Linked DNA regions of Mus musculus: region 2 is linked to region 1. Evidence: chromatin loops called from intact Hi-C (ENCODE). Cell type or tissue: left cerebral cortex. All regions are shown on one strand. Links, peaks and the distances in the headings refer to the core of each region. The heading gives the core; the rest is flanking DNA.

The links. Peaks named below come from ENCODE experiments on the same cell type or tissue, not always from the same donor. Only the 100,000 strongest peaks of a DNase experiment are listed, where the experiment ranks them.
Region 2: a loop joins it to region 1, with 4 times the contacts of the local background. A loop is called at or near these places in 36 of 42 quality-filtered maps.

What each region holds. Positions count from the first base shown.
Region 1 is chr6:124,362,350-124,367,733 of GRCm38, forward strand. It overlaps 1700027F06Rik (RIKEN cDNA 1700027F06 gene), which reads right to left and starts at 2,137. Exons shown (of 2, transcript NR_131162.1): 1 at 1,970-2,137; 2 at 933-1,167. In left cerebral cortex, for the core only: a CTCF peak has its summit at 2,176 (motif pointing left); DNase peaks (open chromatin) are centred at 739 and 2,183.
Region 2 is chr6:124,257,606-124,262,989 of GRCm38, forward strand. No RefSeq gene overlaps it. Among named protein-coding and RNA genes, the nearest start is that of Vmn2r27, 29 kb to the left of the region's middle. In left cerebral cortex, for the core only: a CTCF peak has its summit at 3,145 (motif pointing left); a DNase peak (open chromatin) is centred at 3,154.

The sequences.
Region 1 (5,384 bases), core at 243-5,242:
TGAGCACTTCTAAGGCAATGTCTCCAGAAGGCTACCTTCATCATGGCTATAACATTTTGAACAGAAGTATAGTCTATACCTCTGTAGACTAGCCTAGCAGTAGACTGTGATCCGTTTCAAACATTGCTCTTGCCCACCGGAGGAGACAATCCGATCTTCTCTTATAGCCAGAGGAAGTAAGAACAAGTTACACAAACTGTTTTTCCAACTAAAACCCACACATGCTTTCACTGCATTTTTAAAACATTACTATAAGGCTAGACGGATGTCATCTAGTAGTAGAGCCGTTACGTGGTATATATGAGACCCTGAGCTTAACTATCAGGACAGCAAAAGTGCATTAATTTACCAACAAAATGAAATAAAATGTACTGTGCTTGAGAAGTGTGAGGTAGGCTTCACTGGGAGCTAGAGGTTCATATTTATTATCCTGATGAAAACATTTGATGTACTGTGCCCCAGTCACTCAGCCATTAAAAGGCTTAATTACACTTAGAAGTAAAATGAAATCTAATAATCCCCCCACCACCAAAATTTTAAAAATCAGGAGCTTGAAAACATTCTGCTTCCAACCAGTTTCTCTATTCCAAGAATGTATCTGAGTTTTTCTATTTCGGGTATTCTTAACTTAGTACTTTTCCCAGAAAGTTATACCTAAATGTGCCTCCTGTTACCATTTTCCAAAGCCACTGGGAAGAAGGCCAAAATTGTGGGAGAAACAATGTTGTAATCATCATAAAACATGTCTAGGCTATTCAACCCTCTTCACTGTGAGGTTGGGAGAACATCAGCTCTGATGCTGGACCTGGTATCTGTCCCGCTTAAGATGCAGGAAGTACACATATGTCAAGGAGCTGCTTTGCCCGTTCTATATAATCAGCCTGTACTGAAGTCATTAGATGGTCGCAGAGTTCTAAATCACAGACACGAGTGAGAAGGGCACAAATGGTTATTTTGGGATAGTTTATAAAAAGTGAGGCCACAGTGCAGCATCAAAACAGCTGGTGACCACTGCGGTGTCCTCTGAAGCCCTAGCCTGGACCATGGTGCAGATGGTTTCAGTACAGCCACATTGGTCCCTTCAGTGATACGCTATGGTCTTGAGCTCACAAACCAGACTTCCAGCCTTCTCTTCCTCATTCAGGAGTCTCTCCATCAGTTCTTCCTCTGGGCAATATGAAAAACAGAAAAAGAAAGCTTAGGATCTTATGATAATTGTGACCCAAAGAATGAGTATTGGATAAGGCTCAGAGCAGAAACTTGGCCTTGAAATGTTTTCTTCTAGCAGAGAGAACTTGAGGTCCTCTGGGGGTCCCATAAATGTCTTGATATCTTCAGAACATGGAAGAGCCTCTGGGGGAGACTCAGAATGCTATGTGCAGATACTGTGCACATACTAAGTATCTCCCTCACCTGATGCAGGAGAGAGAGAGAGAGAGAGAGAGAGAGAGAGAGAGAGAGAGAGAGAGAGAGAGAGACAGACTAAGGAACCTTCTCCTGCCTCCAATTCTTTCCCCTTCCTGTCTCGTGGCCATCAGAGTCATCCTGACTTGTAACCACATGGAAATAATATTCACATATTCACATGTGGAAATAACTAAAGCAAAGGCTGAACAACAAAAATCGCACCTAAAATGCCTTAATATAGACTCTCCCTGTGCTCACTAGTCTGCTCTCTAGCCATCAGATCCCATGCCCTTCATGCCTCTGGACAACCCTACAATTCCTACCCCAGTCAGAGCCTCTTTCCTGACCTCATGTTCTACTTTAGAACTTCAGAAAAATATCCTTTTGCTATGACACCATATTTCTTGACACTAAAGTCACTGAGTTTGAGAATCTGGAGAACAAATGTCATTGTCCAGAAAGTTTGGGGAAGTCGAGGCTCAAATCCGGTCTCCCACAGCAACCGTTCTTCCTGCCCACTACCTACAGCTCTCGGAATTCCCAGGATGCTGCTGTTCTCTACCTTGGAACACTCTCCTCTTTCTACACTGATGAATCATCAGGATAATGAGAAAGAGGAAAATACAGTGTCCCATGATGAAACCGAGGACACTGGCCACAAAAAAGATCCCCGGACTGGGATTTGAGTGGATCCCTGAGAAGTACATGCTGGGAGTATGAGAAAGGTATGGGCTACCTTGCCCCCTGCTGGTACCAGTAGGCTACCTCGGATGTGAAGTCACTGCTTCAAGCACAATGGGAGATTGTGAGAGCCAGGCAGGGGCTGATTAGCCTCTGCCCTAGAAGACCTCAGTCCATCCTATGCTAGCCCAGAGGTTAATCCAGAGGGCGCTCCTTGTGTTGTTTTCCTTGCTGTGAGAAAACACTGTGGCACTTTGGCTTATTGTTCGAACTGGCAGGGGAGGCATGCCAGTATATAGTCAGAGATAATGTCCCCACCTGTGTGGAGAAAGCAGAGAGGGAACCGCAAGTGGGGTGAGACTGTAAACGCCACCCTCCACCCAAGTTCTTTACCTCAGTTTACCTCTGATGATAAGCTAGGGGTTGCCCAATATCTTGCCTTTAAAAGGCAACTGTGTTCTCTCTTCTTTGTCTCTTTCTCTGCCTCTTTTCATTTCCCCGTGGAAGCTGAAACATGCAACAGTAAATTGAGGATTGAGGGTCTCGAATCCAAAAAGGAACCACCCCACTGAGGCCCTTCATCCATCTCCTATCAGCACTGGGCAGGACGGGTGAATGGGATCACGTGGCAAGCACAACTCGGTTCTGCTGTTTTGCCACAAGAACCGCGATTGCATCTGGTTTCTCTGAGCTCCTCTTCATTCATGTGAATTACCGAGTTGCCATTCATTCATTGTTTGCTGGGGCCGGTGGTACTCTATATCCGTACTATTTTTTCCTCTTGTATTTAAATTTTTGCAGATTTTTTCCATCTTGTCTGCCAATTCATGTCCATTCATCTGTTGTTCTCTCAACTCTGACTGTTCCGTACCTTTTATAGACTATGAGTAACTCTTGTTGAGCTGTTTTATCATTTTCCATTAAAAATTGAGTTTAGGGTCTGGAAAGATAACTTTGTAGTTAAGAGCACTTGTCACTCTTGCAAAGGACCTGCGTTAACATTCCAGTACCCACATGGTGTCTCACAACCATCGTGGGTCTAGTTATAGACACACAGGCAAAACACATCATCTTTACATAAAAAAAAAGTTTAAAAACTTAGGTTATAAACTTAAACTACATTGAATACTGTTTTTTCTCTTTTGGTTTTGCAACAATTTATATTATAATGCTCAATCTCTATTACCACAAATCAGATTTATTAATTTAAATATCATTTACTATCTTAGCAATCAAGCAAAAAAAAAAAAAATTTAAAAGATCTTTCAGTAGATTCTGCTCATCTAGCCAGTCAACAGGTGCACATCAAGACCCTATTCATAGCATTCCTAACAGGCTCTCTACACGCGCTCGGTGAAGAGACACTCAGTCAAGCAACTCAGTAAGAGAGTGAATGACAGTCAAGGACAATCAAGGTCTATCTCCTTAGTAGATCTCATGTGTGCAACGTATGCACGCGTGCACATATACACACTTGTGTTCGATGTGAAAATGTTGATAATGAAACTGACAGTGTAATTTTGGCTGCTGATGAGGAACGTCCTCCAGTAAATGTTTGGTACTCCAGCTTGTCAAATAATTCAGACTTTTCTCTCTATCTCACAACCTCAGAGAGTCCAATATAAAGCAGAACCACCCACAGCTACCACACACCCAGCACTTCTCCACTGTGTTCCAACAGGAATGAGACCCAAAATGTCTTCTGCCACCCCCCTGACAAGTACCACCAACCCGAATGCCAGATACCGTAAACTCCTAGGGCCTTTCCCTCCCACCATGCTAGTGGCAAGGTGCGCTGCCTGCCTCTTCAGAAAAAGAACCTCCAGCCCAGGAGAGGGGACAGCAAATGCTCAGGGCATGTGCAGGTTTGTTCCGAAGGTACCTTGGTGTACAGTATGCCATGACTGCTGGAACCTGGAAGAGGCTGCGATGGTGTGCGAGCCGCTGGGAGGTGTCTCATCACTAGACACAGCCACCCAGGGGAGGCTGAGTATGTTCCAGGAAATGGAAGCATCTGGCCAGACAAGGTGCAGGGATCCAGCAGTGAGTCCTCCATGTATGACTGTCCAGCAATGCCCTGACAGCAGAGAAACTGCAACCTTGAGAAGGGCAGAGCATGGGATGTCCGGTAAGGGCAATGCCAACAAGACAGAACACTGAAAGAGTATGTTTATCCCAAAGCATTTCCCAGCTACAGTTCTGTCCTGTGCTCTGGTTTCAGACACCTCCTGGCATCTGGAAGATAGCCATGCTGGTAACAGGAGTTATGAATCTTCAGGTCAACGCTACAGTGAAAAGAAATGCATTAGAAGCAGATAGTTCACACAGTTCAGATGCTGCCCGGGCTGTAGCACCTCCAGCTTCAGAGATGGCCATTGTATCTGAGCTAATGAACTCACAGTCCTCGGGACTCAGGACGTGATCTGGGCTATCAGGCTCACCTTGGCTGATGACACTCTTTAAAGACTCAGAACCGTTTTTGCCTCCTCTGAAACAGTTCATTTTTATCTCCTGTCCCGGGAATCTCTATCCTGGAATCTTTTGTACTTAGAGCCCTTATCTTCCTCATCATCATTCCGGGGACTCAGCTGCACCATAGAAAACAGAAACAGAATGCCAGGGCAGGCTACGGGTGCCAGTGACCTAGAAAGAATTTAGGAAAACATTGGATCGGTGACATTTACGTGGCATGTGTATGTGTATGTAGAATATATGCATATATGCATGTTTTCATGTGAGTGGCTGAGTGGATGAATGTGCCTGTGGAGGTCAGAAGTTGACACTTGGCATCTTCCTTGATCATGTGCCATGTTATTTGTTAACATAAGGCCTTTTGCTGAACCCAGAACTTGCCAAAGATAGGTAGTCTAGCTAGCCAGCTTGCCCTGGGTTCACAGTCGCTGGGATTGCAAGTGGCAGCTATGCTTGCCTAGCTTTTATGTGGGTTCCGGAGACTTGAGCTTATATCCTCACATTTGCACAGCAAGCACTTAACCCACTGAGCCACCCCACCCCAGTCCCCATAGTTTTAGCGCACACATTGGAATCTTTATTCTCATATCCAGGAAGCTTCTTTAATCTACTTACTATAGACTTCAATGTATAAAAGGCTTGAAGTTTTCTTTGAGAATGATGGTATAATCTCAGTGTATAATACTTATAAACTTGGGAAGTGAAGGCAGGAAGGTCAGAAATTCAAGGTCATGCTCGACTAGAAAGCAAGTTAGAGTGCCAGAGACGTGGGAGATATAGTTTTCTGCCTGTAGAGGCAAAAGGAGAAGGCCATTCTGGGCAAT
Region 2 (5,384 bases), core at 126-5,125, 100 kb before region 1:
GCTTGAGTTGTTCGACTGATAGACCAAGGTAGCTGTAATTGTGTAGATTAAACTCAAGCAACCCCTTCTTCCAGTCCAGCCTGTCTCCACTGAAATCCAAGTAAGTTACCTCATTCTTTCTAGACATTAGAGCTTCCCACAGAAAAATGAAGTTTTAGATGCAATATTCCAGATGCTTTCCGCCTCTGTGTGTCTTGACTATGCTACAGAGAGAGGGCTCTGCTTGCTCTTGTTATAAGACTATAGAGCTTGTCTTAGCCTCCTGACGTCTGGACCCCTATGCAACCTCACATTCTCTCTCCCTCCATTTGTCCCCCTCCCCCTCCTTCCCTTCTCTTTTCTTAGTTTTGATATTTTCTCTAGCCTTGCCTAATCCTGCTCACTCCCCTGTTTTTAAAGGGCCACTCTACCCCTTCTCTGAAAGCATGCCGATGTTGCACAGGACCCTGCCCATCACCTCAGTCCAAGAGATCTCGTCCTTCTTCATGTTGTTTGAAGCAGCTAAACTAGAGCAGAGCCATTTGCTGACTCAGGATGAAGAGACAGTAGTTTTGCCCATTGCTTCTGCTTCTGGACTCCAGGATACTAACGAAGTGGTGCACCCTGCCTGTGCCTAGATGATCAACACTGAACTTCCAAAACACTTTTTCTACCAAAGGAGATTGAAGGAGACAGAATCACTTATGTATTGCCCCATAAACAGTGATTCTCAACCTCCTTACTGCTGCAACCCTTTAAAACAGTTCATGTGATGACCCCCAACCATATTTTGTTGCTACTTCACAACTGTAATCTTGCTACTTGTTATCAATTATAATGTAATTATCTGATATGCAGGGCATCTGATATGTGACCCTTGTGGAATATCAAAGTAATGCCAAACCTACACGCCTTATTTATAAATAATATTGTAGAAAGAGCTTGGCAACAGATGTATTAACAACATCAGTTTTCTTTCTTCCATGAATGTTTATGAAGTCACCCAAAATGTTAGTGATTAGGATAGAAAAGATACAAAAGCAATATTGAAGTAGCTCAGTGCTTTTTGTATTGAGGTTTGAGCTGGAGGAGACAGGAGGCCTGTGGATGCTACAGAACTGCAATGGGTGCAGGTGGTGCTTGGTGGCTATGTGACCTTCTCATACATTACACATCTAGACATGGGCTGAGTGCAGCTCTGGCTGAGTCTGTTGGGTTTGCAACATAGTGTCCCAGGCCTTGAAGTAAGGTGTGCTGACTGGCAGCTCTGTCTGTACAGGCTTCCTGAAAATCATGCCAAGTTGCAGGCCTTCTGAAGAGAGGACACCCAGGGTCTGTCTCGCTGCTCCAATTATGTGATAAAAGGAGAATCCAGATTCGCATTGCCTTACTTTTCCCTAATACACTTTCCTCACTATACTCCACTATAGAGCCTACAGTCTTTAGAGACCGCCTAGGGCAAGAACAGTTAACATCCCCACACAACTGTAGAATAAAGACTATTGTCTGACTTCCCATCTAACAAAGCTTTGAAAAGAACCAGAAAAGGAGCTGGGTTAGCTTGGTGGCTGAGTGTGGGCCTTGCTTGTACAGGCCCTGGATCCTATCTCCAGTGCCGAAAATGCAAAAGGAAACAAAAAGTAGTTTACTGACTAAAAAGTTATTCAACTTCTCTTTTGGCCTGCTTAGAGAAGTCTCTATCATAAGGTACAAAAATTGCATTTTGGTAAGTGATAAAGGAAAATAAGGATGTGATAAGAACACAGATGTTCAGGGACAGAGATGGAGGGGATGGCCAACCAATGACTGCCCCAAATTGAGACCCATCCCATGGGCAAGAATCAATCCCTGACACTGTTAGTGATAGTCCATTATGATTGCAGACGGGAACCTAGAATAACTGTGAGAGGCTCCACCCAGCAGCCAATGGAAAGAGAGGCTGAGACCCACAGCCAGACATTAGATGGACCGCGGGGAGTCATACAAAGAATGATTTAGGTACCCAAAGAGGATAGGAACACTACAGGAAGACCAACGGAGTCAATTAACCTGGACCATTTGGGGTCCCAGAGACTGAGTCACCAAGCAGAGGGAGCATGGGCTGGACCTAGGCTCCTTGCACATTTGTAGCTGATGAGCAGCTTGGTCTTCATGCCAGTCCTCCGACAACTGGAGCAGGGGTTATCCCTGAGTCTGTAGCCTGCCTGTGGATCCTGTGCATCTAAATAGACAGCCTTGCCTGACCTCAGTGGGAAAGGATATGCGTAGTCCCGCAGCAACTTGATGTGGGGGTTGGGAGACTGACACCCAGAGGGTTTCTTTCCCTTCTGGGAAAGGTGGAATGGGGAAAGGACTTACATGTGGAACTGGGAGGAGAGGAAGGGCTGATACTGGGATGTAAAGTGAATAAATAAATTAATTTAAAATTTTAACTATTTATATACTACATATTTATATATACTATATACTTATATATACCTATATTTATATATACTATATACTTATATATACCTATATACTTATATTTATACATACTATATACTTATATATCTATATACTTATATAGATATACTTATATATACTACTTACATACTATTTAGCATTAATATCTGCCATTTACATAAAAATCCTTATAACTAATGAACCATCTCACAGAGATGGTATGTTCTGAGAACTTGAGGGATGAAATGAAATAGCCAGGACCTACAATTAGGAAGTGATAAGGATTGGTTGAAGATAGCTCCATAGTAGTGTGCATGCCTCCCATGTACAAAGCCCTCAGTTAGACCGTAGTTCAGACAGGAATTCAAAGCTCTATGAGCGTTTGGTTCTCCTACATAGCCATGTGTGGTGGGTGGCCCATGCCCTCCAGAGCTGAGGATCCAGGGTGTTCAAGCAGCTCCCCACTCCCCCGCCACATTCATTTATTTTTATTTTTTATTTTTTTAAAACTTACTCTTATTTATTTACATTCCAAATGTTGCGTCCGTCCGTCCCCCCCCCCCGCCCCCCCCCCCGCCCCGACTCAGAGGCACCTTCTAGGAGGCAAAGGGGAGAGGGGGAGGGGGTCAAGTTGTCTCTTTAGAGTCTCTGGCTTGCTTCTGGTTTAGGGTCTCACAGGCCTGTCTTCCTTCCATCAGCGGGAGCACAGCCCCATCTAGTGGGCAAATGCCTACCAGACAGGCTCTTCGGCCTTGTATTTCTCTTTTCTTCTCCCTCTCTATCCTCTATACTATTTTCAAACTCAGGATCAAGTCCGCCCGGAGTATTGCACATACGGGGCAAGGGAGACTGAGGAAGGCCATTGCCAGCTCCAGGCCAGCCTGGACTACATAGATTCTGTTTCAAAAATAAATAAATAGCATTAAAATCAGTGTGGCTAATGGTCACAATTGCTGTATCTAACTGAACCTTGCATAGAAGCTCATTGGCCTAATGATTAAATCGGAGAAGAGGAATTAGAAAGATACCTTAAACTTGACGAATACACTCAAGCTTCCATTAATTACATTATTCTTGTTATGTCAAAAATTTCTGGGTGTCAGCCAGAGAAAACTGCAAACCAGGTCCTGCAGGTAAGTGAGCAAGTCAGAAAGGGAGACGCAGTTGATTATGAGGGAAGTTCTAGGATAGGAGAGAAAGCCATGACAGACTGGCAGTTAGTAATGTAATCAACCATGCATAAGAACGAACACACAACACCCCATACAACGTCCTGCCAATCGTCTGAGGACTTAGAGATGGCTGAACACGGGAACCTTCCTAGAAGTGTTATGCCCAGAAGACATGGAAGCCCTCCGCCCCCGCCATCCTTTGCCCAATGGGGCCCTTCCAGGTAGCTGTGTTTTCACACCAGACTTGACGTTTCTTGCCTGTAATACAGTGTCACAAAATAACCCAGTGTCAGGTCTTCGCACTTCACAAATGGGGATAAATTATTCGTTGAACAATTATAAAATAAAATGGAAATGGAGCAGTTTTATCCCAACTGGGCACAGTGGTGTTCCTCCCAGTGTTTTCCAGAATGATTAAGGGACCTGAGTTCAGGGACAGCTAAGTTCCACAAAAAGCCAAAAGAAACACCAGCAGCCAACAATAGTACTGATTTTAAAAAATCAACAGAGCTTTTAAAATAGAATACCAAATAAGTCCATTTTCCCAGTTCCTCTAGATACATTTTTTTTTTTTGCTATTGAAAATAAAAATATCAACATTTCCTTTTCTAAATAGGTGCTATCAAAATTTTGGAGTGGGGTGGGTAAATGTTTTATTGTTTGAGAATTTTATATACAAAAAAAGGTGGTTTGATCAAGCCCACCCACTACTGTTCACGCCCTAATCTCATGTTCACTTTTAAAAACCATGGGTCAGTATTGTATGAATATAGGGTCATTCACTGGCCTATCAGAGGCAAGAACAACAGAAGGAGGAGGAGAGGGAGGAGGAGGACGAAGAGGGGGAGGAGGGGGAGGAGGGAGAAGAACAGTGTCCCTTCTGTCAGCCATCAACAACCTCCTACAGTAGCATCTGAGCTAGGGTTGTGACGCTGTGTTCCCGCCACATCCCTGCTGGAATTTCACCTGACTGGATGGTGTGCATGCAGCCACAACCACTGTGAGTTTATGTGTGCACTAGCCCAGTCATGTCCAGAAAATGCTACTATGAAGCAGTCCTCTGTGATTTTTACCTCTTATAATCTTTCTTCCGCCTCTGCTGTGATGTGATGTTCCTGAGCTGGGGGCGGGGGGCAGTAGGTGTGATACAGGTGTCCCATTTGTGGTTGAACAGTCCACACTGTCTTGTTCACTTCACCTTGACCGGTTGTGGGTCTCTGAATTGACTGACATCTACTGCAAGCGGAACCTTCTCTGACGAGGGTTGAGGGATGCGCTTACAGATGGGTATGAAGAAGAGTATCTAGAAGGCAGTTTAACCGTGTGCAGATTCAGCGATCAGAAAGTGGTTAGCTGCTCTATCAGCCATTTTGGTTTTGGCAAGTGTCAGCTATGGGGTTGGTAGAGCCATGTGCCAGCAGATGCAGCAAAACAACTCACTTAACACAACTTTCACAGGGCATCTGTTGCTTAGGAGATATTCAATCTTGTCGGCTTTTCTCTTCCTGCCAATAACAACATCTGGGTCCCTCTCTGCAGGGAAAGCCACCTCTAGACTCTTCCATTCTGGGCCTGGGGTAGGTCTTTTGTTAGAGGGAAAGAGAGGGCAGCACTTAGCTTGAGTCCAGTCGTGAAGGTTCTTTGTTAACTTCCTGTGTGGGAACCCACTGAAAGAGACGATGGAGATCCACCACTGGGTGGCGCACTGCCTTCAAGTCATTACCTCACACCCAAACTAGGTCTGTGCATGTGTACAGTGAACCTGCATTAAACAGGACCTCAAATAAGACA